Linked DNA regions of Homo sapiens: region 2 is linked to region 1. The links are chromatin loops, found by intact Hi-C in ENCODE. Cell type or tissue: dorsolateral prefrontal cortex. All regions are shown on one strand. Links, peaks and the distances in the headings refer to the core of each region. The heading gives the core; the rest is flanking DNA. Region 1 overlaps DDRGK1 (DDRGK domain containing 1). Region 2 overlaps SIGLEC1 (sialic acid binding Ig like lectin 1).

Evidence for each region. Peaks named below come from ENCODE experiments on the same cell type or tissue, not always from the same donor. Only the 100,000 strongest peaks of a DNase experiment are listed, where the experiment ranks them.
Region 2: it touches region 1 in a loop (5-fold over the local background); 1 of 110 quality-filtered maps calls a loop at or near these places.

What each region holds. Positions count from the first base shown.
Region 1 is chr20:3,184,949-3,197,632 of GRCh38, reverse strand. It overlaps DDRGK1 (DDRGK domain containing 1), which reads left to right. Exons shown (of 9, transcript NM_023935.3): 5 at 2,280-2,402; 6 at 2,765-2,803; 7 at 5,812-5,868; 8 at 6,395-6,443; 9 at 6,814-7,283. The coding sequence ends at 6,980. Among named protein-coding and RNA genes, the nearest start is that of DDRGK1, 13 kb to the left of the region's middle. In dorsolateral prefrontal cortex, for the core only: no CTCF peak of the experiment used is centred there; a DNase peak (open chromatin) is centred at 3,352; H3K27ac peaks cover 6,582 bases.
Region 2 is chr20:3,687,929-3,704,903 of GRCh38, reverse strand. It overlaps SIGLEC1 (sialic acid binding Ig like lectin 1), which reads left to right. Exons shown (of 22, transcript NM_023068.4): 5 at 813-1,079; 6 at 1,453-1,707; 7 at 3,263-3,562; 8 at 5,445-5,702; 9 at 6,771-7,106; 10 at 7,562-7,819; 11 at 8,016-8,318; 12 at 9,981-10,241; 13 at 10,372-10,683; 14 at 11,206-11,457; 15 at 11,773-12,042; 16 at 12,132-12,383; 17 at 12,702-13,001; 18 at 13,304-13,564; 4 more. The coding sequence ends at 16,344. Among named protein-coding and RNA genes, the nearest start is that of ADAM33, 14 kb to the right of the region's middle. RefSeq lists enhancers at 2,968-3,262, 6,547-7,046. In dorsolateral prefrontal cortex, for the core only: no CTCF peak of the experiment used is centred there; no DNase peak of the experiment used is centred there.

The DNA of each region.
Region 1 (12,684 bases), core at 1-8,000:
AGTCCTGGGCAAGTAGTTTGTAGAAGGTCCCTTAATTTGAGTTTGGTTGATGTTTTTCTCATGGTTAGACTGGGGTTATGGATCTGACTGAAGAAGACAATAAGTGAAGTTCCATCTTCAATGCAACATACCAAATATGCAAGTTATCCGCTTCACTTGTCCCTAATGTTGTTAACCTTGGTCGCCTGGCTGCGGTTTTGTTTGCCAGCTTTCTCCACTGTAATGTGACTGTTTTTTTCCCCTCTTCCCGTATTTCTTTGGAAAGAAGTCACTGTGCACAGCCCACACTTAAGGGTTGGGGAGTTAGAGTTCTTACATAAATTATATGGAAATCTCTTACAGGAGATATGTCTCTCCTTCCCTATTCATTAAATATTCATGCAGTCTTTTTTTTTTTTTTTTTTTTTTCTGAGATGGAGTCTCACTCTGTCATCCAGGCTGGAGTCCAGTGGCGCAATCTGGGCTCACTGCAACCTCCGCTTCCCAGGTTCAAGCGATTCTGCTGCCTCAGCCTCTCGAGTAGCTGGGATTACAGGCACCCGCCACCACACCCAGCTAATTTTTGTATTTTTAGTAGAGACGAGGTTTCACCATGTTGGCCAGGATGGTCTTGAACTCCTGACCTCAGGTGATCCGCCTGCCTCAGCCTCCCAAAGTGGTGGGATTACCAGCGTGAGCCACCGTGCCCGACCAGCCATTTTTTTTATATTTGTATAGACTCATGAGTATTTATTTTGTACTTTGTGTTATAATCCAGTAACGTTATTTATTACGTTGTTGAGATTGTTCCAGCTTTGACCATTGGGAGCCCTTTCAGTTGGCTCCTGTGTACCTTTAACACACACTCGTTTTGTTTTTTGAGCACTTAGTTTCTGGCACTGCAAGATGCCCCAGACTCATCTTGTATATTACTTGCCTCAGCTTTAGCTTTCTGATTCTTGTTTTTGTTTTTGAGATGGAGTCTCGCTCTGTCCCCCAGGCTGGAGTGCAGTGGCACAGTCTCGGCTCACTGCAAGCTCTGCCTCCCAGGTTCACGCCATTCTCCTGCCTCAGCCTCCCGAGTAGCTGGGACTACAGGCGCCCACCACCACGCCCGGCTAATTTTTTTTTTGTATTTTTAGTGGAGACAGGGTTTCACCGTGTTAGCCAGGATGGTCTCGATCTCCTGACCTCGTGATCCGCCCGCCTTGGCCTCCCAAAGTGCTGGGATTACAGGCGTGAGCCACCACGCCCGGCTAGCTTTCCATTTAAAAATTTTTCTGAGTGCTCTGGAAAATGTGTTGGGTTGAGGGAGGCTGTTTTACCAGGCAGTAGTGGTGATGGAGCAACATAGACAGACCAGGGAGTTTTCTGGAAGTTAGAGAAAGAAGGGGTCAATAGGACCTCATTTCTGACCAGTTGGCTGTGTTAATTCACAGAGCCAGGGACCTAGGAGGAGGTCTAAACGTAGAAGAGTAGGTCCCAGGGTCTGTCTGCTGCCTGTGAGATGGCCCAGTAGCTGTGTCACATGGACCGTTGTGTGTTTGGGAGAAGAGATTCGGGTGGGGCTACAAGTGTGGTAGTCACTGGCAAGGAAGGGGTTGATGCTTTGGGCATGGGCGAGGTGGCCCAGAGAATGTGGAGGAGAGAGAAGAGGCAGGGCTGAATGATGAAGGAGGCGGGAAGAATGGCCCAAGGAGCAGGAGGAAATCCAGGAGAGGGTGGGATCTGGAAGCCAAGGGAGGAAAGAAGGATCACTGAGAGGACAGACATATGAGACCTGAAGGTTGTACCTTGAGTTTGGTGAGTGGAGGGCATGGGTGAGACTGTGGCAGGAGTTGTTTCATAGAACTGGGAACACAGAAGCCAGACTGGAGTGGGCTGACTGGGTGAGTGGGTGGTGAGGAAATGCAGGGTTCACATTTGCTTATGAGGTGTGGACATGACGGGGTATGCTTGGTGAGTTACACAAGGAGAGGATGGGGCAGGTGATTGGAGGGTATTGTAGAGTGGGGTCATGGCAGGGTTTTCAACAGATTTTTGCTAAGATCCCCTGAGCACGGAGGGCGGGAGAAGGGGCTGAGCAGCATTTGTCCAGGTGATGATGAAACCGATGACAAGAGGGGCCTCGGCCCATGGTTCAGCTTGGGGGAATGGAGAAATGGGGGTCCTGAAGGAGCTCTGTCTCTGAGAAAAGGCTGGGCTATATGCTCTGGTGTCCTGCAGGGGTAGCAGCAACCAGAACAGGTGCCTGCCCTGTTCTGCCCCCGATACCTGACTTTTGCCTCCTATGTCCACAGGAGGAGGAGGAGAGGAAGGCCCGCGAGGAGCAGGCCCAGCGGGAGCATGAGGAGTACCTGAAACTGAAGGAGGCCTTTGTGGTGGAGGAGGAAGGCGTAGGAGAGACCATGACTGAGGAACAGGTGGGCCTGCTGCCCCTGGGAAGCCCCTCTCTGCACCCATCAGTGCAGCCTGTGCCAGACGCAAGGCTAGCCACCCCATCCCAGACGCCCCTGGCCAGGCAGTGAGAGGTGGGTGGGCATCAGTACCAGCAGGCTTTAGTGGCCAGAGGCCTTGTCCTCAGCAGAGGCTGGTGCCTCCGAAACTCTCACCCTGGAAGGCTCTGCTGCTTGTGTAGGCAAGCGGTATGTGCAGGTGGTTGGGCGGGCCAAAGGCAGGCTGCAGGCAGGTGGCCCTCAAGTGAGCAGGTGGTACTTGGGTGAATGGGTACAGAACCCTGTGGGCTTGCTAGGGGGTGCTCACCCTGATTTCTCTGCTTCTCTAGTCCCAGAGCTTCCTGACAGAGTTCATCAACTACATCAAGGTAAGAAGCCACTGAACAGAGCCTGAGTGTCAGCTCCCTGCCTGGCATGTGCAGGTTGGATGCCTCCAGCGGGGGCTGCAGGCAGGGCATTCAGGCTCATGCAGGAGTGGACAGGGGGGCCCAGAGGGGCAGAGCCGCAGGGTCCTGGCCAGGAGAGTTTCTCTCCCTCCAACCCCGAAGGTGGAGAAGGACCTGGGTCTGTGTGGGAGGCGCAAGCCTTTGATCACTTCCTCACACTCAGTTTGACAGTTTCCCTGCTCTTCAGACCCCACGCTCAGTGAGTCAGTGTGTTTTCAAGTCTCTTCACATGTGTTTTCTGTCAGTTCTGTCACACTGAGGCTCCACTGAGTTGAAACAAGCATCCTCTGCCATGTGCTCCTGACTGGGAACTTGGGTCTTTCAGGGGGAACAGGATGGTGTTTCCTTTGGAGTTTAGGGTGGGGCGGCAGTGTGTCCCCTTCTGTCCGCAGCCACTGCGCAGGCCGCCTCGATGCTGCTCCAGGTTGCATAAGCACATCCTACTTTGCTTTGCTGCTAAGCAACTTCTCTCCCACGAAGGATGCCATGAGGGGAGAGGTTTTCAAGTGCAACTCAGAGGTGCAGAGGCGGCTGAGGGAAGGAGTGCAGAGGGAGCGGGGGCGGTGGTGGGGGTGCTACCAGGGGCTGCCAAGGACCCAGGGCTTGCATAATCCTCCCGCCACCTCTCCTGAAAGAGAGCAGGGTTTAGACGCCTGCCAGCAGCGAGGGGCTGGGCTCACAGCCTTGAGTCTGGGGTTCTTAAGTGGGGGAAATGCTGGCAGCTTTGAGAGGGTCCTGTCTGTTCAGGCTGTGTGCACTCCCCTCTCATGGAGCCCTCTCTCTACCCTGGCACACTTGATTAGGGGCTGTGGCCGGGCAGGTTATTTCTCACACTTGCCTGCTGCTGTTTGGAACTTGTCCCCACCTACCCAGTAGGCAGTAAGATGGTCCTGAAGCCCCTCCCCAGGAAGCCTTCCCAGGTGGAATTAGAGGAGGGGGTCAGCTTCAACATCCCCCTTTACTCTGCAGAAACCAGAAGAAAGGTCCCCAGTTCTAGCCCTCACTTTTGGTGGCTCCCTGGAGGTAACTATTCTCTGGGAGTTCTCCAAACTCTTTTGGAGCTTAGAAGTTTTTCCAGCTTGTCCGGGCATGGTGGCTCACGCCTGCAATCCCAGCACTTTGAGAGGCCGAGGCGGGCAGATCACTTGAGGTCAGGAGTTTGAGACTAGCCTGGGCAACATGCTGAAACCCCATCTCTGCTAAAAATACAAAAATTAGCCAGGCATGGTGGTGCACACCTGTAGTCCCAGCTACTCAGGAGGCTGAGGCAGGAGAATCACTTGAACCCAGGAGGTGGAGGTTGCAGTGAGGCAAGATGGTGCCACTGCACTCCAGCCTGGGCGACAGAGTGAGACTCTGTCTCAAAAAAAAAAGAAAAAAAGTTTTTCCAGCCTGTGCTGGCTAATTCTTCTAGAGCTGCTGTCTTGCAAGGAAAAGGAGGACTTCTGAAATTCAGTCTGTCTGCTTTCCTCCTTGCTCCAAGGGGATAGACCTTTTTTGCCTTAAGATTTCAGAACTGGAGGAACATGCCTGCACCCAGCATCGTTTATGAGAGGTGTAGGGTTCACTCGATCTTGTTCCATTCTCCTGTCTGACCATGGCTGGGCTCAGGCGATCTTCCTGCCTCTGCCTCCTGAGTAGCTGAGATTGCAGGTGGGTGCCACCACACCTAGCTTGTTTTATCAAACGTGTTTTGGCCCCAGCAGCACCTCAGGCCAGGTCATCAGGGAGCACCTGGGGTGACTTCATGTTCTCGCACCACACTGTCACTGAGAGCCCGCTGCCTGATCCCTGTTTTGTAGGTAGAGACCAGCTGACCACGTCACTTTGTCCTTGCCCATCCTGACCCAGCTGCCTCTCGCTTGCCTTCTTGCTTGTACATACGGCTTTGGCATTTCAAACAAGTCACATGCTATCTGCAGTCAGGGAGGTGTCACCATGTCAGTCCTCCCCCAGCTCATTTGCGGTGGAGGATTCACAGAAATGCAAAAGAACTGCCTTTTCTCAAGTCCTGTGCTGTGTGTTGGGGTAGTGGGGGCAGGTGCCTGTGTGGACACAGCGGTGGACCCTTCGCTGCGCCCTTGGGAACTCAGGTTTCTACTGAGGGTATGAAGAAGCACTTGGAGCACAGAACGTGGCTGTGCTGGAAAGCACTCAGCGGTATTAGTGACAGTGATTTCAAGGGTGGGCTCAGTGCCTCAGATGGTATAAAGAGGATGGATAAAAAGTGTGGGTGTGTCAGGTTGTGGGGGACCAGGCCAGTGGGGCGGCCAGCGAAGGCAAGGCAGGAGTGGGCCCCCACAGCCTCTACTGAGAGACCTTGGCTTGCTCGGGCTTTTATCTGCTCTCCCTCTTGTCCATGTACTCACCTGTCTCACCAGCCGGACTGCGAGCTCCAGGGCGGGGACTATGGCTTGTTCAGCATGTGTCCCTCCTACCTTCTCAGGGCCTTGTTCTAGTAGGTCCTCAGCAAGCATAAGTCCTGGTGACAGTTATTTAAAATAGCTTTTGGTGACTCTCACCGCCTCCTTCCTCCCTATGGTGCGTCCCCTTGAACTTGTCCATGATGTTAAAAAGAGATGGCTGGATGCAGAGGATGGTGGCTGCTGTGCTCTGATTACCACTCGTGTGTCTCGGAGTCCAGGACAGGGCCCATGAGGCAGGTGGTTGTTTTGGGTAGATTCCTTCCTCGCAAGAAGGGGAATGAGAGGGTTTATGATTGTGCGGGTCTCTGTCAATGGGTGATAGTGAGTGTGTGTGTGTGTGTGTGTGTGTGTGTCAGGGGAGCAAGGCTGTCCTACAGGAGTGTGTACAGTGTTTTTCCAGCCACCGAGAACAGATCAGATCAGAATGCAAACCTGGAGGGTGCCCATGCTTAGAGGGATTTGCCCAAGCTCAGCCTCTCTTTCTTTTCCTCCTTCTTTTTGTAGCAGTCCAAGGTTGTGCTCTTGGAAGACCTGGCTTCCCAGGTGGGCCTACGCACTCAGGTAAGCCCTGGAACGTGGCCTGCTGTGTGCAGTGTGGCCAGGGGTCTGTGGCTAGCAGAGAGGACCTGCCCTAAAGATAGAGTCTTGATGCACCGTCTACCTTGTCCCCAACCAAGAGTGAGTAGTGCACAGAAGTCTCCTGGCACCCTGGGAATCCTGCATTTTTAATGGACGAACAGGCAGGAAAGAAAAAAAAAACCCAAACCCCATCACTCTGCCAGCCCCTGTGACCAAAGCAGCCCAAATCAGTTACCTTGACAACTCTCATGCACAGACTGCACCAGCCTGTGTTGCAAACATCACTGCCCCGCTTCTAACAGGAAGAGATACTCTTTTGGGGGTCTTGCAGGGCCCAGGACCAGAGCCCCTTCTACCCAGGGCCCTTCCAAAGGCAAAGCACAGAGTCACATTTGGGCGTGGCATGAGAGGGAAATAAAGAGATTTGGCTGTAGTGGGAGGGAGGTTTCAGTGCTTTTTCTGGGGACATTGGTGCCTATCTCTATTCTGAGAGTTGTTCTCCTCATAGGACACCATAAATCGCATCCAGGACCTGCTGGCTGAGGGGACTATAACAGGTGAGATGATGAGAGCCAATCACTGCAGTCCTGGCCTTGGAGAGTGTCTAGCCACAGGGGCTGCAGGGATGTGCTGCAGAGGCAGGATGACCACCCAAGATGGGGGGAGGGGTGTGCAAGGAGGGGCACTGAGTAGCTGGATGCAGTTACAAGGAGGACATGCCAGGGCCTGGAGGTGGCAGCAGTGGGAGAGGACAGGCAGGGCAGCCTGATTCGACTCTCCTAGCAGGACTGGATGCAGCCAGGAAAGTCCAGGCAGGCAGGAGGCCGGAAGGGCCCTGAGCCAGCTGTGAAGGAGTAGGTGGGCATTCTCAGGCCAGATGGGGAACGCCCAGGAGGCCTCAGCCCCACAACCTGCATGTCCCCACAGGTGTGATTGACGACCGGGGCAAGTTCATCTACATAACCCCAGAGGAACTGGCCGCCGTGGCCAACTTCATCCGACAGCGGGGCCGGGTGTCCATCGCCGAGCTTGCCCAAGCCAGCAACTCCCTCATCGCCTGGGGCCGGGAGTCCCCTGCCCAAGCCCCAGCCTGACCCCAGTCCTTCCCTCTTGGACTCAGAGTTGGTGTGGCCTACCTGGCTATACATCTTCATCCCTCCCCACCATCCTGGGGAAGTGATGGTGTGGCCAGGCAGTTATAGATTAAAGGCCTGTGAGTACTGCTGAGCTTGGTGTGGCTTGGTGTGGCAGAAGGCCTGGCCTAGGATCCTAGATAAGCAGGTGAAATTTAGGCTTCAGAATATATCCGAGAGGTGGGGAGGGTCCCTTGGAAGCTGGTGAAGTCCTGTTCTTATTATGAATCCATTCATTCAAGAAAATAGCCTGTTGCACATTTACTCTGTTTCTTTGTGCCCTGCAAGCCCTGCCCCCAAGACCTAGATAAGATCTTTCTCTTCTTTTGCCCCCACTCAAATTAGAAGTGGGGAGCCTCTTGGGCCACATCTCTGTTAACTGGGGAGGGGAGGTCTCATGGGTCTTTTTTAACTGATCAGGAGCCCTAAGTAGGGCTGAGAGCCAGCGGGGAGAAGAATTAATGAGAAGCATCAAGGATAGAGTCCTAGGGAGCATCAGCCTTTAAGAAGGAGGGCGGGGGGTCAGTGAAGGAGAGAGCCATTTGCAGGGCAGGTAGAAGGAAGGAGAGGACCTGCTTGAGCTGGCTATAATTGTGCAGTGGAGGGAGGGACATTGCTCATGTGGGAAATCACATGAATTCAGCTCTACATCCTTGACAAAAAGTTTAAATGGTGTGGGTGATTCCACCCACTGGTGGATGTGAGAACCATATGCTCAGAAGTGGGTGGGATGGGAGGGAGGTGTGTACCTCCTGGAGGGTCGGTCACTCTGGTTCCTGTTGGCTGTTCATGGCGTGAGCATCCTGCTGTGCTGAGGGTGAGGCACATGTTTAAATGTGTATTTATGCAAAGTGGTCCCTAAACAGAAGCCCCCTACTTCCTCTGGTGCCTGATGGAGGAGGCAGCTTTCTGTTCCGGCCCAGGAGGAAACTCTCCCTGGATGGTGATGGGGAAACAGTACATCAGGTTCCAGGGCAGAGCCTTCCTTAGGAGTTGCCAAGGGTGTTTTTGACTCATTGGGTGCCATAAGCATTGACTGTAGAACCTAAATTCCAAGAAAGGTATGACTCTGCTACTTCCATCAGCAACGGGTACTTGTCATCACCTGGAGCGTGAAGGGCCACATGTATTGTTTGGAAGGCCATCTGGAGCCTACATTCTAGTAGGAGAGGGAAGAAACAGATGTAGCCAACCACAGTATGAGGTGGAAACATAAAATTACAAAGGGAAAAGAAGAGAATGACTTACAGTTAGATCACTGGTCCTTAGCCTGGTTGCTCATTGGATTCACCTGGGGAGTTTTTAGTCGTCTCATGCCAGCCCCGTTGCACCCAGGACCAGTCAAATCAGAATCTGTGAGGGCATAGTCAGGGAGCATGAGTAGGAGATTCCAGTGTGCAGCCAAAGTTGAGAGCTAGGGAACAGATGGGGGTGGGGTGGAGAGGCAGGCCAACAAGTTGCAAGTAATTCAAATCTCCATTGGAAGGGGCTTCTCACAGAGCAAGGCGGCAGCTCCAGGGCTCTCTAGTCCTTTCCCTCAGCTATCCTCTGCCACTGCCATGCAGATGGCAAGATGGCCAAGGCAGCCCCTGCCCCAGCATCCCATGCTCAGGACAGTACCCAAAGGCCAGGAGTGGGAAAAGGCACATTCCTTCCTTATATCCTGGAAGCACCCAGATATTCTTCATGTCCCATGGGCTTAGTGTGGAGGAAAAAAATCTATGATCCTTTGAGCATTATTTAGTGCTCAGTTAATACATTTATTAAATGAATAGTTTATTAAAAGTAAACATTTTTCTAAATATATACGAACTACTTTCACAACTAAAAAATGAAAAAATAAAGGGAAAAATGAAAATAAAATGAAATTTAATGCTTTTTTTTTTTTTTGAGGCAGTCTCGCTCTGTTGCCCAGGCTGTAGTGATCTCGGCTTACTACAACCTCCACCACCCAGGTTCAAGCGATTCTCCTGCCTCAGCCTCCCGAGTAGCTGAGATTACAGGAGCGTGCCACCACTCCCAGCTAATTTTTGTATTTTTAGTAGAGACGGGGTTTCACTTTGTTGGCCAGGCTGATCTCGAACTCCTGACCTCAGGCAATCTGCCTGCCTCAGCCTCCCAAAGTGCTGGGATTACAAGCGTGAGCCACCGCGCCCAGCCGTAGACCAGACATAGTATTATAATGATTACATTACTGATCTGTACATGTGACACTAAAACTGATCATAAACACTTCACAAGCTCTACTTTTTTTTTTTTCTTGAGTTGGAGTCTCACTGTCACCTAGGCAGAAGTGCACTGGCGCAATCTTGGCTCACTGCAACCTCCACCTCCCACGTTCAGTGATTCTCCTGCCTCATCCTCCCAAATAGCTGGGATTAGAGGCATGCGCCACCACACCTGGCTAATTTTTGTATTTTTACTAGAGACGGGGTTTCGCCATGTTGGGCAGGCTGGTCTCAAACTCCTGACTTCAAGTGATCCCCCCGCCTCAGCCTCCCAAAGTGCTGCATTACAGGCATGAGCCACTGTGCCCAGCCTTGCTAGCTCTAATTAAATTTTATTGATTCACTTATTTAGAGAGGGAATCTCGCTCTGTCGCCCAGGCAGGGGTGCAGTGGCGCAATCTCAGCTCACTGAAACCTCCACTTCCCGAGTTCAAGTGATTCTCCTGCCTCAGCCTCCTGAATAGCTGGAATTACTGGCGCCCTCCACCATGCCTGGCTAATTTTTTGTATTTTTAGTAGAGACAGGATTTTGCCATGGTTGCCAGGTTGGTCTCAAACTCCTGACCTCAGGTGATCCGCCCACCTTGGCCTCCCAAAGTGCTGGGATTATAAGCGTGAACCCCTACACCTGGCCTTTAATTTTTATTTTTGTCTGAGGGTAGTTTTCACTTACTCTGGAGCGCCAGGGTTACCGTGATAGCTGAGGACATAGCTATGACTGATGGATGATGATTCAGAACCAAGGACTCAAGACTTCATTGTAATTCTTTTTCATTTTTACTTATTTATTTATTTATTTTTTATTTATTTTTTTTGAGATGGAGTCTTGCTCTGTCACCCAGGCTGGAGTGCAGTGGCACAATCTTGGCTCACTGCAAGCTCCGCCTCCCAGGTTCACGCCATTCTCCTGCCTCAGCCTCCCAAGTAGCTGGGACTACAGGCGCCCGCCACCACACCTGGCTAATTTTTTGTATTTTTAGTAGAGACGGGGTTTCACTGTGTTAGCCAGGATGGTCTCGATCTCCTGACCTCGTGATCTGCCCGCCTCTGCCTCCCAAAGTGCTGGGATTACAGGTGTGAGCCACCGCGCCCGGCCAATTTTTATTTATTTTATTTTTATTTTTTTGAGACAGCCTCGCACTGTCGCCCAGGCTGGAATGCAATGGCGTGATCTCGGCTCACTGCAACCTCCACCTCCCGGGTTCAAGCGATTCTCCTGCCTCAGCCTCCCAAGTAGCTGGGATTACATGTGCCCACCACCACGCCCTGCTAATTTTTTGTATTTTTAGTAGAGATGGGGTTTCACTATGTTGGCCAGGCTGGTCTTGAACTCCTGACCTCATGATCCACCCGCCTTGGCCTCCTAAAGTGCTGGGATTACAGCCATGAGCCACCACGCCCAGCCAACTTCATTGGAATTCTACCTGAGTCTTTTACTTGTTGGGTAGTCCCTTTTTCTTTTCTTTTTTTATTAGTATTGTTATTTTTTTGAGACAGTCTCACTCTGTCACTCAAGCTGGAGTGCAGTGGCGCGATCTCAGCTCACTGCAACCTCCGCCTCCAGGGTTCAAGCGATTCTGCCTCAGCCTTCCAAGTAGCTGGGACTACAGGCACATGCCACCATGCCCGGCTAATTTTTGTATTTTTAGTAGAGACGGGGTTTCACCATGTTGGCCTCCCAAAGTGCTGGGACTACAGGCACGAGCCACCGTGCCCAGCCTGGTGGTCCCTTTTTCATAGTTAGATTTTGGAACCCTTGACTCTTGGCTCCAACCAATCAGATACATTTTGATTTTTGTAACTCTCAAGCAGTGCTTGTCCTGGGTGCCTTATCTTCACAGCCCAGCCCTACACAGGTCTATTGTGATACTACTTGCGCCCTATAGAGTCCAGTAACTTCTCTTTCTTGTGGATCTTCAAGGCTTATTATTGACAAGTTCTAGATTGGAGTTATATTACACAATTTTTCAAAAAATAGTTATTTACAAGATTAACCATGAGCTGAAAATTACTGAAAAACTGGGAATGGGTACATGGAGGTTGTGCTCATTTTCTTTCTTCTTTCTGGTTTTTTTGTTTGTTTTTTTGAGACAGAGTCTTGCTCTGTTGCCCAGGCTGGAGTGCAGTGGCGTGATCTCGGCTCACTGCAAGCTCCGTCTCCCAAGTTCATGCCATTCTCCTGCCTCAGTCTTCTGCGTAGCTGGGACTACAGGCGCCCACCACCACGCTCGGCTAATTTTTTATATTTTTAGTAGAGACGCGGTGTCACTGTGTTAGCCAGGATGGTCTCAATCTCCTGACCTCATGATCCACCCGCCTCGGCCTCCCAAAGTGCTGGGATTACAGGCATGAGCCACCGCGCCTGGCCTTGTTTTTGTTTTTAGGATAAGATCTAGCTCTGTTGCCCAGGCTGGAGTACAGTGGCACGATGTCAGGTCACTGCACCTCTGCCTCCCAGGCTCAAGCCATCCTCTCACCTCAGCCTCCTGAGTAGCTGGGACTTACAGGTGTGCACCACCATGCCCGGCTAATTTTTTAACTTTTTGTAGAGATGGGGTTTTGCCATGTTGCCTAGGCTGGTCTCGAACTCATGAGCTCAAGCAATCCACCTATCTTGGCCTCCCAAAGTGTTGGGATTACAGGCATGAGCCACTGCACCCAGCCATCTATTTTCCTACATGTTTAAACTTTTCTATAACAAAACATAAAGAGTCCTAGATGGCCTTGTGTATCCTTGGCTCATGCTAAACCTCAAGAAAAGGAGCTAAAATAGCTGGGTTATGTGGAGCTAAAGTAGCTGGGTTATGTGAAGCCACCGGTAATATGGTGGCAGTTCAGTGATTCCCCCAGGCTACCACAGTGATACTGATACTGGATGCATGTTGGATTTTTGTTTTTTGAGACAGAGTCTCACTCTTGCCCAGGCTGGAGTACAGTGGTGTGATCATGGCTCACTGCTGCCTCAAACTTCTGGGCTCAAGTGATCCTCCCACCTCAGCCTTTCTAGTAGCTAGGACTACAGGAGCACTCCACCATGCCCAGCTAATATATATATATATTTTTTCTCTTTTTGGTAGAGACGGGATCTCACTATGTTGCTCATGGTAGTCTCGAACTCCTGGGCTCAAGTGATCCTCCTACCTTGGCCTCGCAAAGCACTGGGATTATAGCCGTGTACCACTGCACCCAGCCTGTATTGAATCTTTGTAACAGAAAAGTATTTAAACACATCTGAAATATGTTGTTAAAAAATAACGTAATTTATGGGGAGCTTACTGAGTACAAGGCATGATTTTGAACACCCTAGGGAAGTACAGTGAGCAAAACATGGCCCCAGCCACAAGTAGGGGTTAGTGCAGTGGTATTTTTTTTTTTCTTTGAGACAGAGTCTCGCTCTGTCGCCCAGGCTGGAGTGCAGTGGTGCAATCTCAGCTCAC
Region 2 (16,975 bases), core at 3,720-11,719, 500 kb before region 1:
ACCTGTAACCCCAGTGCTTTGGGAGGCCAAGGCAGGAGAATTGCTTGAGGCAAGGAGTTCGAGACCAGCCTGGGCAACATAGTGAGACCCTGTCTCTACAAAAAAATTAAAAAACAAAAATTAGCTGGATGTGGTGGCTTGCACCTGTAGTCCCAGTTCCTCGGGAGGCTGAGGCAGGAGGATCACTTGAGCCCAGGAGTTTCAGGCTGCAGTGAGCTATGATTGTGCCTCTGCACTCCAGCTTGGCTGACTGAGCCAGATCCTCTTTCTAAAAAAATAAGAATAAAACACTTGAATACACAGAGAGAGGCTTTGGAACAAGATTTAAGGAAATGCAGTTCTTTGTGTTGTTGGCCTCTTGCTTACAAACTGGGTAACTATTTTCAGAGCTAGTTTGATGCTGCCTTTGGCCCCCTCCCACTAGGTAGTTGGTCCCTTACCAATAGCTTCCACAGGCCACTAAAGCTAGCAGTGGGGTACCCATGACCCTGTGTGTGGAGCTCATCCCAAATAGAGCAGGAGCAATGGACAGCATTGGGAAGCAGAAAACTACAGCTGGTGGGGTAGGCTGGACGCTGGCCAAGCGTCACATGATCAGCTCTCAATGGGCATAGGAATGCATCAGGCGCAGGGGGCGGGAAAGGGACGGACATGGGCAGACAGAGCATGCCCTGGGTGAGGATTGAAGGGGACTGCTGTTTTATCTGGGCATACTTCCTTAGGACTGAGCTTTTAAAGGGGGGCAAGAAGAAGTGTGCCATCCTCTGCCCTCCCCAAGCACCTTACCCAATACCCCCTACTGTGACTTGCAGATGCCCCCAAGGGTGTGAAGATCCTCCTCAGCCCCTCGGGGAGGAACATCCTTCCAGGTGAGCTGGTCACACTCACCTGCCAGGTGAACAGCAGCTACCCTGCAGTCAGTTCCATTAAGTGGCTCAAGGATGGGGTACGCCTCCAAACCAAGACTGGTGTGCTGCACCTGCCCCAGGCAGCCTGGAGCGATGCTGGCGTCTACACCTGCCAAGCTGAGAACGGCGTGGGCTCTTTGGTCTCACCCCCCATCAGCCTCCACATCTTCAGTGAGTTCTTGGGAAGGTTGCGTATTGGCCAGAGAATAGGGAGGAGCTCAGGCCTCAGGGACGGAGGGGAGACAGGGCAGGGCAGGGCCAGCAACTGGCATAACCCAGTGCTTCCTGGATGCAGGTGTGGAGTCCCAGCCCTGCCTTACCATGAGACAGGTGACAATACCCCCACGAAGGGTGGGGTGTCAGGGGGATCCTGGTGAGCAGGACAAAGAGATGCAGAGCACTCCAGGAGGCTCCCCTGTAGCAGCAGGCGGGTGGTGTAGGATGTGCAGAGATTGAGGCTGATTGGCTGAGACCCGGGGACTGTATGGGGCTGGGGCTGGAAGTTGGCTGGGACCCCCCAGCACTCCCTATGCTGCCCTTGCAGTGGCTGAGGTCCAGGTGAGCCCAGCAGGTCCCATCCTGGAGAACCAGACAGTGACACTAGTCTGCAACACACCCAATGAGGCACCCAGTGATCTCCGCTACAGCTGGTACAAGAACCATGTCCTGCTGGAGGATGCCCACTCCCATACCCTCCGGCTGCACTTGGCCACTAGGGCTGATACTGGCTTCTACTTCTGTGAGGTGCAGAACGTCCATGGCAGCGAGCGCTCGGGCCCTGTCAGCGTGGTAGTCAACCGTAAGAGGCCAGGGTGGGGTGGCACTGGACACAGTCAGAGCAGGACCAGATGGTGGAGCCCCAAGGAAGGGTTGGGGTCCTGGGCATGGGAACTTCAAGGCCACTTACCTGGAGGTGGCCTTGAGCTCATGTCCCAGCTCTGCACACCTGGGCAATGCTTTGACCTCCCTAGTTCCCTCCTATTTTATATTTGGAAGTTTAAACTTATGAAAAGTTGCAGAGAAAGACAAATAATGATTATATACCTTTAACCTAGATTTCCCATTTATTAACATTTTGGCACATTTGCTTAATCTTTCTCGCTGTCTACACAGACACACACACGCACATACATACATATAAATGTATGGATATAGACTTGCATATATACAGGTGCACTTGTGTGTATGCACATCCACTCTATGTGGACATGTGCACTTATACATATATGGACACTCTATATACATATGCATATGTTATTTATGTATCTACCTACATATTTATATTCCTGAAGTTGCAGACATGAGGCTTCTTTACCGCTAAATTCCTAAGATCATTCTCTTACATATCCACAATGCAATGATCATGATCAGGAAAATTAGCATTGATAGAAGACTTTTTTTTTTTTTTGAGATGGAGTCTCACTGTGTTGCCCAGGCTGGAGTGCAATGGTGCTATCTTGGCTCACTGCAATGTCCGCCTCTGGGGCTCAAGCGATTCTCCTCCTGCCTCAGCCTCCTGAGTAGCTGGGATTACAGGCACCCACCATCCTGCCTGGCTAATTTTTGTGTTTTTGTAGAGACAGGGTTTCACCATGTTGGCCAGGATGGTCTTGAACTCCTGACCTCACGTGATCCACCTACCTCGGCCTCCCAAAGTACTGGGATTACAGGTATGAGCCACTACACCTGGCTGATAGAAGACTGTTATCTAAGCTATAATCTATATTCACATTTTACCAGTGGACCTAATACTGTCTTTTGTAGCCATTTTTTTTCTGGTCCAGAATACAATCACAGTTCACATATTGCATTGGGTCGTTGCGTCTCTTCATTCTCCGTTAGTCTGAGACTGTTCCTCAGTCTTTCCTTGTCATTCTTGACATTGAAACTTGCAGAGTGCAGGCCTGCTGTTCTGAGGAGGTCCCTCACTCCACATTTGCCTGACTTGAATGGCCTGAGACCATGCCCTCTGGGTGGGAAGGCCGCGGACATGCTGCTCTGCCCTGTCAGGAGGCACTCTGTGTCAGCTTGTCCCATTGCTGATGATGCTCACTTTGGTCACCTGGCTGAGGTGCTGTCCCTCACCAGGTCTCTCTATTAGTTTTCTCATCTTTGAAGTGGGGCTTTTATCCCCACTTGCAGGGTGGCCTTGAACACTGACTGGGACAACAGAGTGACGTACCCAGCCCAGCCAAGGACAAAAGTGTATTCAGCAGGCACTCAGGCACTTTGGGATCACCCCCTTCTCACAGGGCAGTGTGGGACAAAGCGGTGCAGAGGTCACGGGTTGTATCAGGGTATCCAGGGAATGCCCTTGTCTGAGGGTGACAGGCCCACCTCTCGTCTCCACACAGACCCGCCTCTCACTCCAGTCCTGACAGCCTTCCTGGAGACCCAGGCGGGACTTGTGGGCATCCTTCACTGCTCTGTGGTCAGTGAGCCCCTGGCCACACTGGTGCTGTCACATGGGGGTCATATCCTGGCCTCCACCTCCGGGGACAGTGATCACAGCCCACGCTTCAGTGGTACCTCTGGTCCCAACTCCCTGCGCCTGGAGATCCGAGACCTGGAGGAAACTGACAGTGGGGAGTACAAGTGCTCAGCCACCAACTCCCTTGGAAATGCAACCTCCACCCTGGACTTCCATGCCAATGGTAAGATGGGCACTGGCAGCCAGGGAGAGTGGAGGGAGCCTGAGGAGGAGCCTGCTCCAGTCTGTTCCTTCTAGAAGTCTAGTGGACTCAACCGCAGGACTGAGCTAACTGGCTACGCCACATAAAAGACAGGGGCTGTGCAGTGACCCAACGGCAGAGCTTCCTGGAAGTCAAGGGAAAAAGGGAAACACAACAGGTCACATCATTCCTTTTGCACCTACCCTGACCCTAAACTTGGAGAGTCCCTCAGAAGCATTCATTGTTTTTTAATTATGAAACTCTGGGAGCAGGCTCTATGCTAGCAGTCAGATGTGGGAAGCCAAATAGAAAAGTAGGGTCTTCTGGCTGGGCGTGGTGGCTCACTCCTGTAATCCCAGCACTTTGGGAGGCCGAGGTGGGTGGATCACGAGGTCAAGAGATCGAGACCATCCTGGCCAACATGGTGAAATCCCATCTCTACTAAAAATACAAAAATTAGCTGGGCATGGTGGTGAGTTCCTGTAGTCCCAGCTACCTGGGAGGCTAAGGCAGGAGAATCGCTTGAACCCAGGAGGTGGAAGTTGTAGTGGGCCAAGATAGCGCCACTGCACTCCAGCCTGGGTGACAAGAGTGAGACTCTGTCTCAAAAAAAAAAAAAAAAAAAAGAAAAAGAAAAAAGAAAAGTACGGTCTTCCAACTTTCGGTATGTGCACTGTCCTTCCCTCCTCCTGAGGGCATGGTAGCTAATTGATCAAGCCAGGTTTTTCTTTTTGTTTTTTGAGATAGGGTGTTGCTCTGTTGCCCAGGCCGGAGTGCAATGGTATGTTCATGGCTCACTGCAGCCTCAAACTCCTGGGCTCAAGCCATCCTCCCATCTCAGCCTCCCAAATAGCTGAGACTACGGCCCATGTCACCACACCCAGCTAATTAAAAAAAAAAAATTGTGGCCAGGCATGGTGGCTCATGCCTGTAATTCCAGCACTTTGGGAGGCCGAGGCAGGCAGATCACCTGAGGTCAGGAGCTTGAGATCAGCCTGGCCAACGTGGTGAAACCCCGTCTCCACTAAAAATACAAAAATTAGCCGGGTGTGGTGGCGCACACCTGTGGTCCCAGCTACTAGGGAGGCTGAGGCAGGATAATTGCTTGAACCTGGGAGGCAGAGGTTGTAGCGAGCTGAGATTGCGCCACTGCACTCCAGCCTGGCTGACGGAGCAAGACTCCGTCTCAAAAAAAAAAAAAAAAAAAAAAAAAAAAAGCTGGCCACAGTGGCTCACACCTGTAATCCCAGCACTTTGGGAGGCTGAGGCGGGTGGATCACCAGAGGTCGGGAGTTCGAGATCTGCCTGGCTAACATGGTGAAACCCTATCTCTACTACATGTATAACATTAGCTGGGTGTGGTGGCACACCTGTAATCCCAGCTACTTGGGAGGCTGAGGCAGGAGAATCGCTTGAACCTGGGAGGCAGAGGTTGCAGTGAGCCAGGATCACACCACTGCACTCCAGCCTGGGAGACAGAGTGAGACTCAGTCTCAAAAAAAAAAAATTGTTTGAGATGGAGTCTCACTATGTTGCCTAGGCTGGTCTGGAACTCCTGGCCTCAAACGATCCTTCTGCCTCAGTCTCCCAAAGTGCTAAGATTACAGGCATGAGCTACCATGCCCAGCCAAGCCAGGTGTTGGACATAAGCCTGGGCTCTGGCTCTGAATCTTCAACCATGCTGCAGCCATCTACTACCAATAGATCTGATTTGGCATTAAAGGGCAAACCCTCCTGATGCACCACAAAGCCCAGAGCTACCTACAGTAGTGTGGGGAAAGGAGAACCCTGGAAGGCTTTCTATATAGGGCAGCATGTGGGGTTGAGAGGAGGGACCCTTCCCAGCCTCTTCCTCTCCCCGCAGCCGCCCGTCTCCTCATCAGCCCGGCAGCCGAGGTGGTGGAAGGACAGGCAGTGACACTGAGCTGCAGAAGCGGCCTAAGCCCCACACCTGATGCCCGCTTCTCCTGGTACCTGAATGGAGCCCTGCTTCACGAGGGTCCCGGCAGCAGCCTCCTGCTCCCCGCGGCCTCCAGCACTGACGCCGGCTCATACCACTGCCGGGCCCGGGACGGCCACAGTGCCAGTGGCCCCTCTTCGCCAGCTGTTCTCACTGTGCTCTGTGAGCAGCCACCACCTGTTGCAGCCTCCTGCCGGGACCCACCAGCCACCCCACCTCCTCTAGGCCCCCCAGCCCTGTCCTGCCCTGCCCCACGGTCTATATCGGGAGGGCTGGGTCACAGACCTGGCCACAGTGGGTCTTTCCATGTGGGGCTGAAGTTTAGGAAATGAGGCTGGGGCCTTCTCTACCTCCCCATGTCTTTACCCTCCAATGCCAGCCCTGTGGGCTCCTCTGTCCCAGCCTCAAGCTCAGCATGGGCACCACATCCATGCTTTGTCCTCATGGGTGAGCCCTGGGACACCACACTCCTCTATTTGTGCACATGCCCCACAGGCTGTGCTGGGCTCCCATAGACACCAAGGCAAAGCCCCTCAGCACAGGGACAGACAGCCCCTCTGCATCCGCCAAGCGGGGAGGCTCCGTGTAAGACCAAGGGCCTGATTCCAGAGGCTTCCCCTGACACATGTGTGCCGGAGCCACGTCCCGGAACTGTCAGAGGGCAGCTGCCTCTGCAAAGTTTTCTGGTGTCTGAGTGAGATCACATGGGGGCCTTGGCTGATTGCTCTCTTTTGGCCAACTGTCTCCAGAAGCCTTCAGGAAGAGGCCATTCTATGCATTCGCTAGTATCACAGGAGCTGGCTTGGAGATCACAGATAAGCTGCAGGGCAGATCTTGAGGGGAGGCTCCGTGGTAAGGCATTGGGTGCAGGGTGGGAGCAGACAGCATGACCCCCAGGGATTGCTAGGTGGGCACCCTGCTCAGCAGCAGATGGGACTTATGCAAGGTGGCAGCCAGCCCATACAGCACCTTTGTCTGAGCTAGAAAATGGTGCTCCTTCTTCTGGGAAGACTCAGTAGGCATCAGGGCACAGCTTAGCTTGAGGAGCATGAGCCTAGCTTGAGTTCCACCCACCCTGGTCTGGCTGCCCTTGTGCAGTGCACAGTCTGCACAGCTGCTTGGGGCAGCCTTCGGGATCTGCCTTTGTCCAGTGTATTCTGGGAGCCTAGCCAGGCTTGTGGGGCCCTGGAGCATCCGTGGGATGAGTGCCCATGTTCTTCCTCCCTGCAGACCCCCCTCGACAACCAACATTCACCACCAGGCTGGACCTTGATGCCGCTGGGGCCGGGGCTGGACGGCGAGGCCTCCTTTTGTGCCGTGTGGACAGCGACCCCCCCGCCAGGCTGCAGCTGCTCCACAAGGACCGTGTTGTGGCCACTTCCCTGCCATCAGGGGGTGGCTGCAGCACCTGTGGGGGCTGTTCCCCACGCATGAAGGTCACCAAAGCCCCCAACTTGCTGCGTGTGGAGATTCACAACCCTTTGCTGGAAGAGGAGGGCTTGTACCTCTGTGAGGCCAGCAATGCCCTGGGCAACGCCTCCACCTCAGCCACCTTCAATGGCCAGGGTGAGTCAGGCAGGGAATGGGTGGCCTGGGGGCAGGGGCTGGAGCTCTGGACTGTTCTGCTCCGAGGAGGATCTAATCAGGCAAAACCACTCTGTGCAGCAGTGGGGGCCCTTCGCTGCCCTCCTCCACATTCAGGAAGAGCGGAGCTGCTCCTTCCCATGATCTCTGTTCAGGCCGGGGATAGGCAACACAGCTGGTCTCTGAGGAAGGACTCCCCAGCTGGGACAGTTGGGCTGCCTTGTCCTCCTTCCCTGTACTGCAACCCTCTCTGCCCAGGGCCCCCACAGTCCCCAGGGCCCACTTCTCCTAGGCTGCCCTGTGAGCTAGCTTGCTTTTCTCCCCAACCCTGTGGGCACCCCAGGGGGCCTCCTTCCTGCTCCTTCCAGGCTGGGCGGCTGGACCCCTGGCTCCTGGGGGCCGGGGGTGGTCAGTAAGCTGTGCCGCCTGCTCTCCAGCCACTGTCCTGGCCATTGCACCATCACACACACTTCAGGAGGGCACAGAAGCCAACTTGACTTGCAACGTGAGCCGGGAAGCTGCTGGCAGCCCTGCTAACTTCTCCTGGTTCCGAAATGGGGTGCTGTGGGCCCAGGGTCCCCTGGAGACCGTGACACTGCTGCCCGTGGCCAGAACTGATGCTGCCCTTTACGCCTGCCGCATCCTGACTGAGGCTGGTGCCCAGCTCTCCACTCCCGTGCTCCTGAGTGTACTCTGTGGGTGACTGGCATGGGCAGCCTGGGGACTTGGAGGGTGGAGGGGTGGTCTGGGGAGAAGCAGGGGCCGGGCTGGGGTTTGGGGAGGAAAGAGCATGGCTTAGGCTGTGTGTGTGGCAGGAGGTGGGGGACATAGTGTGGCAGTTGTAATGTGGTGAGCTAGGCTGGGTGGCCTCAGCTCCCTCTGTTCCTGCAGATCCCCCGGACCGTCCAAAGCTGTCAGCCCTCCTAGACATGGGCCAGGGCCACATGGCTCTGTTCATCTGCACTGTGGACAGCCGCCCCCTGGCCTTGCTGGCCTTGTTCCATGGGGAGCACCTCCTGGCCACCAGCCTGGGTCCCCAGGTCCCATCCCATGGTCGGTTCCAGGCTAAAGCTGAGGCCAACTCCCTGAAGTTAGAGGTCCGAGAACTGGGCCTTGGGGACTCTGGCAGCTACCGCTGTGAGGCCACAAATGTTCTTGGATCATCCAACACCTCACTCTTCTTCCAGGTCCGAGGTGAGTGTCAGTCTTCTGAAGATATGGTAGACTCTGATGCCCTGGGGACTACTCTGGTCAGACTTTGGGCTGGGTGCTGTGAATTTTGTGCAGAAATATGTCTTTTTCAGTCCTGGTAAGGGCAGTTTCCAGCCAGCAGAAGGCCTCCCTTTGCCTCCAGCTAGATATTTTCACCTGTAATAACTGCAGCAGCCACTAGGAGGCAATGGCAATTCACAGAGTGGCTTGCTTGGTGGGAGCACTTTCTGAAATAACTTGTTTTGTGATCATATAATTTTGTTACATAGTAAACATTCTCATACATATGTATATTTATATTATGCATATATGTTTATGTATGAGTATATACACATACAAATATACATTATGTGTATTCTTATGCATAATATATTCATATTCTTTATTTATATACACATACGTGTGTGTGTGTGTGTGTGTGTGTGTTTGTGTGTGTGTATATATATAGTCTCTATAAAAATCCTCCCTCAGGCCGGGCACCATGGCTCATGCCTGTAATCCCAGCACTTTGGGAGGCTGAGGCGGGCGGATCACTTGAGGTCAGGAGTTCAAGACCAGCCTGGCCAACACTCTACTAAAAATACAAAAATTAGCTAGGTGTGGTGGTGGGCATTTGTAATCCCAGTTACTCGGGAGGCTAAGGCAGGCGAATCGTTTGAACCTGGGAGATGGAGGTTGCAGTGAGCCAAAATTGTACTTCACTCTAGCCTGGATGACAGAGTGAGACTCTGTCTTAAAAAAAAAAAAATTCTCCCTAAACAAATAAACCAGGAAAAAGGAAAGATAATGCCCATAATGCGAAGGTCAAAGGAACATGAGTGTTTCTTCCACCACGGTGACCGACAGCACCAATTTTGGGACATTTACTTTGAGCCTTGGTTCTGTGTATCTTTTCTTACTTAGCATACCTATTTCGCAGGAAGAAATTGAAGGTTTGAGTTTTAGGAGCTTTTCCCCAGTTGCATGACCCTGCTAGCTGTGGTCTCAGGCATGGTCTGTGTTCTTGCTTAGCATTCCAGCTGTCCCTCCATCTCACTCCCTGCAACCTGGGGTTCTCCTGCTTCACACCCAGGGGCCACTGAGGAGCTGCCCTTTGCCTGGTCCCCAGGTCCTGTGCTCTTGTGGCCTGGAGTCTGGATGCAGGGCTGGCCTGGCGAGAGCGCTCAAGATAACATAGCTGCTAACATTCCCTTCCAAGCCCTCGGTCACCCATGCTGAGTCCAGATCCTAGTTAGGACAATGGCCCCGGGATGATCTAAATCCCTCCCTTTTCAGTACTTTATGGGTTGAACCAACATTTGTCAGGAGCTAACACATGCAGGCACAGTGCCTGGAACTGGGGTTACAGGTCACACAAGTCCAGTGCCCATAAGGCTTACGCTTTGGTAGGCGAGATATGACTGACACAGTAAAACCATCCCACCAGGTGGTGGGAGGTAAATGCCAGGATGGAGCCTGTGCAGGAGAGTGGGGAGCAGGAGGGGCCAAGGCATAGGGCTGAGTGGGCCCTGGCGGTGGTCTGGAAGGGGCTGCGGCTCCAGCACATGGGGTTGGGTTGTGTAGTCCTAGGTGGACACGCACATGGTCCCAGACTGTGAGAGGTGTGGTGGAGAGCCCTCACCTGCTCTTGGTTTTCCCCTGCAGGAGCCTGGGTCCAGGTGTCACCATCACCTGAGCTCCAAGAGGGCCAGGCTGTGGTCCTGAGCTGCCAGGTACACACAGGAGTCCCAGAGGGGACCTCATATCGTTGGTATCGGGATGGCCAGCCCCTCCAGGAGTCGACCTCGGCCACGCTCCGCTTTGCAGCCATAACTTTGACACAAGCTGGGGCCTATCATTGCCAAGCCCAGGCCCCAGGCTCAGCCACCACGAGCCTAGCTGCACCCATCAGCCTCCACGTGTCCTGTAAGGACTTTTGTCCCATCCAGGTGTGGGGGAAGGAATGCAGTCCCCCAGTCCTGGGCTGTGTCACATGACAGAGCCCTGGATGAGGGACCCCCCTGGCTGGGTCCTGACCACTCCCCACCCTGTGTAGATGCCCCACGCCACGTCACACTCACTACCCTGATGGACACAGGCCCTGGACGACTGGGCCTCCTCCTGTGCCGTGTGGACAGTGACCCTCCGGCCCAGCTGCGGCTGCTCCACGGGGATCGCCTTGTGGCCTCCACCCTACAAGGTGTGGGGGGACCCGAAGGCAGCTCTCCCAGGCTGCATGTGGCTGTGGCCCCCAACACACTGCGTCTGGAGATCCACGGGGCTATGCTGGAGGATGAGGGTGTCTATATCTGTGAGGCCTCCAACACCCTGGGCCAGGCCTCGGCCTCAGCTGACTTCGACGCTCAAGGTCAGTGTGTGTGTGTGTGTGTGTGTGTGTGTGTGTGTGTGTGTGTCCTTTAAAAGAGGAGAGGAGGTGGGACAGGGTTCTAGAAGCCTGGGGGCACGGGAATAGTCCCCATTCCCACCCTTCCTAACGATGGTGGACTCCAGACTTGAGTTTCTTAGGAGAACCTTTTATAAACACCAAATTTTACAAGTATGCCCAGTGGATAAAACTAAACAGGGAATTTCAGGAGAAAGTGCAGCAGGGGAGGGGAGGTCTGTGGTCTCCCCATTTGCCCCCAGCCAGGGTCAGGGAGGGGCTCAGGGCTTTCCAGGACTCTGTGGAACTCTACTTGGGACCACTCAGGAGCCAGTGGGCTATTCCCAAGCTTGACTTCTAAGCCACATTTATAGGTGGGCCACCCAAGGCTCCCAAAGGCCAAGGGGCTCCCCAGCAGTAGGAGTAGCTCACCCACATGGAGACAGGTGGCCTGCTGTACACAGCCTCAAGACCCTCACTGGTGTCCTGTGCCCTCCCTCTCCCCAGCTGTGAATGTGCAGGTGTGGCCCGGGGCTACCGTGCGGGAGGGGCAGCTGGTGAACCTGACCTGCCTTGTGTGGACCACTCACCCGGCCCAGCTCACCTACACATGGTACCAGGATGGGCAGCAGCGCCTGGATGCCCACTCCATCCCCCTGCCCAACGTCACAGTCAGGGATGCCACCTCCTACCGCTGCGGTGTGGGCCCCCCTGGTCGGGCACCCCGCCTCTCCAGACCTATCACCTTGGACGTCCTCTGTGAGTCTGGCTGGATGCAGGGTGGGACTCACAGGAATGACAGAAGCCCACAGGGATCACGGCATGGCCGGAACCCGACAGGTGTCCAGTGGGGAACTCGGTACCCAGTAGCTAGTGGAGCACTGGGCAAGGAGCATTAAGAGTAGGGGGCGCTGGGGTGAGTCCTGTCTGGGCAGAGGAGCAGTGCCTCAGACTGGGTGGTTGGGAGCCATAGGGGTGGGGAGCCAGGGCCCTCCTGAGTTTGAATGCCACCTGCAAACTGGCCTCCTGCAGGCTGCTGCCTGTGACTCCGTGTAAGCCTCTCATGCCCTGCAGACGCGCCCCGCAACCTGCGCCTGACCTACCTCCTGGAGAGCCATGGCGGGCAGCTGGCCCTGGTACTGTGCACTGTGGACAGCCGCCCGCCCGCCCAGCTGGCCCTCAGCCACGCCGGTCGCCTCTTGGCCTCCTCGACAGCAGCCTCTGTCCCCAACACCCTGCGCCTGGAGCTGCGAGGGCCACAGCCCAGGGATGAGGGTTTCTACAGCTGCTCTGCCCGCAGCCCTCTGGGCCAGGCCAACACGTCCCTGGAGCTGCGGCTGGAGGGTAAGGCAGGGCCTAGGCCAAGCCCACTGGGATGGAAGCCCACTGTGGTGTCCGGCTGGGCCCGGCTGATCCTGGCCTCCTTGGCACAGGTGTGCGGGTGATCCTGGCTCCGGAGGCTGCCGTGCCTGAAGGTGCCCCCATCACAGTGACCTGTGCGGACCCTGCTGCCCACGCACCCACACTCTATACTTGGTACCACAACGGTCGTTGGCTGCAGGAGGGTCCAGCTGCCTCACTCTCATTCCTGGTGGCCACGCGGGCTCATGCAGGCGCCTACTCTTGCCAGGCCCAGGATGCCCAGGGCACCCGCAGCTCCCGTCCTGCTGCCCTGCAAGTCCTCTGTGAGCAGAGGGTCCTTGGCCAGGGCTGCCCAGGAGGAGGGTGGTGGAGGGTGCTTCTGGGCTCTGGTGGGAGTGGGCAAAGGACTGCAGTGGGCCCAGGAATGGGCAGTTGGGGAAAGAGGACATAGGTGCTAGAGAAAGAGACAGTCCTATAAGCCCTGCCTGGAGCACTCTGCCCACAGGACTCCTGGGAAGGTGTCACTTCTAGGAAGTGGCCATTGGTCCAGAGGCCTCAGCCTGACCAACCCCAGGCAGCTAGGCAATGAGCAGTACAGGGTGCCTAAGCAAGGTCCCCATCTGTGCCCTGCCTGCCCACAGATGCCCCTCAGGACGCTGTCCTGTCCTCCTTCCGGGACTCCAGGGCCAGATCCATGGCTGTGATACAGTGCACTGTGGACAGTGAGCCACCTGCTGAGCTGGCCCTATCTCATGATGGCAAGGTGCTGGCCACGAGCAGCGGGGTCCACAGCTTGGCATCAGGGACAGGCCATGTCCAGGTGGCCCGAAACGCCCTACGGCTGCAGGTGCAAGATGTGCCTGCAGGTGATGACACCTATGTTTGCACAGCCCAAAACTTGCTGGGCTCAATCAGCACCATCGGGCGGTTGCAGGTAGAAGGTGAGTGGAAGAGAGGGGAGGAGGAGGGGCTCTGATGCTCTCAGGTCCAAGTCCACGAGAGGGGCTGGAGCTCCCACTAGAGCGGGCTGTCTGGTCTGAGAAAGCTCTGCCTTGAGAAGCCTAATCTGGTGGAGGGGGCACAGCTCCCACTGGAGGGGGCATGGTTCCACCTTGGAAAGCCCTATACCAAGTCAGACTGAGACCTTCCCACAATGTGCAGAGGCCCCTCAGAGGTCCCACCCAGAGGCTCCAGCCCCCAAGGCCTACAGATCCCCAATCATCTCTCTATCCTCCGCCCGCAGGTGCACGCGTGGTGGCAGAGCCTGGCCTGGACGTGCCTGAGGGCGCTGCCCTGAACCTCAGCTGCCGCCTCCTGGGTGGCCCTGGGCCTGTGGGCAACTCCACCTTTGCATGGTTCTGGAATGACCGGCGGCTGCACGCGGAGCCTGTGCCCACTCTCGCCTTCACCCACGTGGCTCGTGCTCAAGCTGGGATGTACCACTGCCTGGCTGAGCTCCCCACTGGGGCTGCTGCCTCTGCTCCAGTCATGCTCCGTGTGCTCTGTGAGTGTGAACCCCCTCCTCCGCCTTAGTCTCCCCACATCTCACACGCCCACCTCAGTTCTTCCTCCTCTTCTGTCTGCCAAGAGTGAAGGCTTCACGGATATTGAGTCCTGGGTTGGAATCCTGGCTCTCCCGCTGTCTGGTTGGGTGACCTTGTAAAATGGGGAATACATCATTCGCCTCATCCTGCAAGTTGTATAAGAAATAAATGGCTGGTGCAGGGGCTTATGCCTGTAATCCCAGCACTTTGAGAGGCTGAGGTGGGCGGATCACTTGAGGTCAGGAGTTCAAGACTAGCCTGGTCAATATGGCGAAACTCCGTCTCTACTAAAAATACAAGAATTAGCACGGCATGAAGGCACACACCTGTAATCCCAGCTATTCAGGAGGCTGAGGCAGGAGACTCACTTGAGCCTGGGAGGTGGAGGTTGCAGTGAGCCAAGATCACCACAACGCACTCCAGCCTGGGTGACAGACTGAGACTCTGTCTCAAGAAAAAAAAAAAAAAAAGAAAAGAAAAGAAGAGAAAAAACCAAAAGAAATAAAGCGTGCTGAGTGTGTCTGGCACACGATAAGCCCTCATCAGTCTTGGTCTCCCACTCCAGCCTTCACCAAGGCCTACACTGTATCAGTCAGCTATTGCTATTGACCACAACAAAACTTACTGCTTCAAACAAAAGTCATGTTATCTGCTCAATTCTGTGGGCTGGGCTCAGCTGGGGAGTTCTTCTGTTGTTCACACCTCATGTGGCTGCAGTTGCCCAGTGGTCTCAGATGACTGCACGCTCCTGGCTGCCAGTTGGGCCACATGTGCCCAGCAGGCTGGCCTGGGCTTCCCACATTGTTGTGTTCCAACAAGTAGAGCAGAAGCTACAAGGCCTCTTGAGGTCTGGCTCTGAAGTTGCACAACATCACTTCTTTCTTCAATTGGTCAAACTGAGTCACAGATTCAAGGAGTGAGGAAATAGGTTCTGCCTCTTAATGGGAGGAGCAGCAAAGTCACTGTGCATGGGTACAGGGAGGGAGAAATTTGTGGTCATTGTCTGCAATCACCACACTCCCTTCCTCCCCACAGACCCTCCCAAGACGCCCACCATGATGGTCTTCGTGGAGCCTGAGGGTGGCCTCCGGGGCATCCTGGATTGCCGAGTGGACAGCGAGCCGCTCGCCAGCCTGACTCTCCACCTTGGCAGTCGACTGGTGGCCTCCAGTCAGCCCCAGGGTGCTCCTGCAGAGCCACACATCCATGTCCTGGCTTCCCCCAATGCCCTGAGGGTGGACATCGAGGCGCTGAGGCCCAGCGACCAAGGGGAATACATCTGTTCTGCCTCAAATGTCCTGGGCTCTGCCTCTACCTCCACCTACTTTGGGGTCAGAGGTGAGGGGAGGGGGCTCCATCTCCCAGGCCACTCTGCACAAAAGCCCAGCTCTTAGGCCCAAAGGCTTCCTTCCCTGTATCCCTCCTGCTGCAGCATGATTTGCCTGTCGACTCTAAACTGATTGCTCGGGGCACCCTTGTGTGGAGAGCTTCAGCGATAAAGCAAAAGTTAGAAGGTGTCATCTTGGGTGGGTCCCCTTGGAAGGAAGCACTGGGGGCCTGCAGCTGTGGCTGCTCTGAGTCCCGCTCTGTGTTCCAGCCCTGCACCGCCTGCATCAGTTCCAGCAGCTGCTCTGGGTCCTGGGACTGCTGGTGGGCCTCCTGCTCCTGCTGTTGGGCCTGGGGGCCTGCTACACCTGGAGGTGGGTCTGGAGCTGGGAGTGGGCCAGAAGATTGGGGTAAGGCAGCCCACCTCGTCTTCTCCCCAAATTCCCCCAGGTCCTTTAGGACCTCCTATTAAGTTCACAGGCTGCCTACTTCCCAGACTGCCCCTCCAAATTGGAAATCCCTTCTAGAATTGTCCCTAAATCCTCCTTGCTGTAGTTTCCTTCTTTCCTCCTCTCTGCCCTGGCTGTGCTAAAGCAAGGGCTAGGGAGGAAGACAGAGGAAGCACCCACTCTCCATGAGGTTCCCACGCTCTTGTGGTCTGGAGCCAGCCTGTGGGGAGCGGGAGAGGAATGGGGGCAGGAGGTGGGGAGGGGAGAGGCTCTCTGAGTCCACTCCGGGCCTTGCAGAAGGAGGCGTGTTTGTAAGCAGAGCATGGGCGAGAATTCGGTGGAGATGGCTTTTCAGAAAGAGACCACGCAGGTATCCATTCAACACACACGGGCAGATATAATACCCAGCTAACCCACAGTGCCAACTGGCATCTGGAGACTGCTGTCATTTAGAGGATGGTGCCTGGGACCAAGGGGAGGTTGGGGAGAGTGTGCAGGGAACCAGGAGCCCCTCAGGAGATAGGAGAGCCCTGTTCTGCTCGGGGCAGAGGGAATCCCTGTGTCAGCTGGCGGCTGGCTTAGAGGACTAGGGGAGACTTTCTGGACTTGGCAGCATCCCCTCCATTTCCAAGACACGTATGTTCTGACTCCCCCACCTTTGTTCTGAGGCCTCTTCCCCACTCCCAAGCCTGCCCGTCACCTGGGCAGAAGTGAAAGTCAGTTTCTCCTCCCCTGTGGTGTGTCCCTTCTGCAGCTGATTCACCTGGTAGGCCAGGGCTCCAAGTCACACTTCCAGCCATGCACACTCCCACCAATCCTCTTGGGACCCCACCTGAGGCTGGGGGCCTGGGGGCCTGCCCTGGCTCCCAGAGGCCTCCTGTGACCAGGGTTTTCTCTGTGGGAAGCTCATTGATCCTGATGCAGCCACATGTGAGACCTCAACCTGTGCCCCACCCCTGGGCTGACCAGTGGTGTTGCCTGCCCTCCGGAGGAGAAAGTGGCCAGAATCTGTGATGACTCCAGCCTATGAATGTGAATGAGGCAGTGTTGAGTCCTGCCCGCCTCTACGAAAACAGCTCTGTGACATCTGACTTTTTATGACCTGGCCCCAAGCCTCTTGCCCCCCCAAAAATGGGTGGTGAGAGGTCTGCCCAGGAGGGTGTTGACCCTGGAGGACACTGAAGAGCACTGAGCTGATCTCGCTCTCTCTTCTCTGGATCTCCTCCCTTCTCTCCATTTCTCCCTCAAAGGAAGCCCTGCCCTTTCACATCCTTCTCCTCGAAAGTCACCCTGGACTTTGGTTGGATTGCAGCATCCTGCATCCTCAGAGGCTCACCAAGGCATTCTGTATTCAACAGAGTATCAGTCAGCCTGCTCTAACAAGAGACCAAATACAGTGACTTCAACATGATAGAATTTTATTTTTCTCTCCCACGCTAGTCTGGCTGTTACGATGGTTTATGATGTTGGGGCTCAGGATCCTTCTATCTTCCTTTTCTCTATCCCTAAAATGATGCCTTTGATTGTGAGGCTCACCATGGCCCCGCTTTGTCCACATGCCCTCCAGCCAGAAGAAGGAAGAGTGGAGGTAGAAGC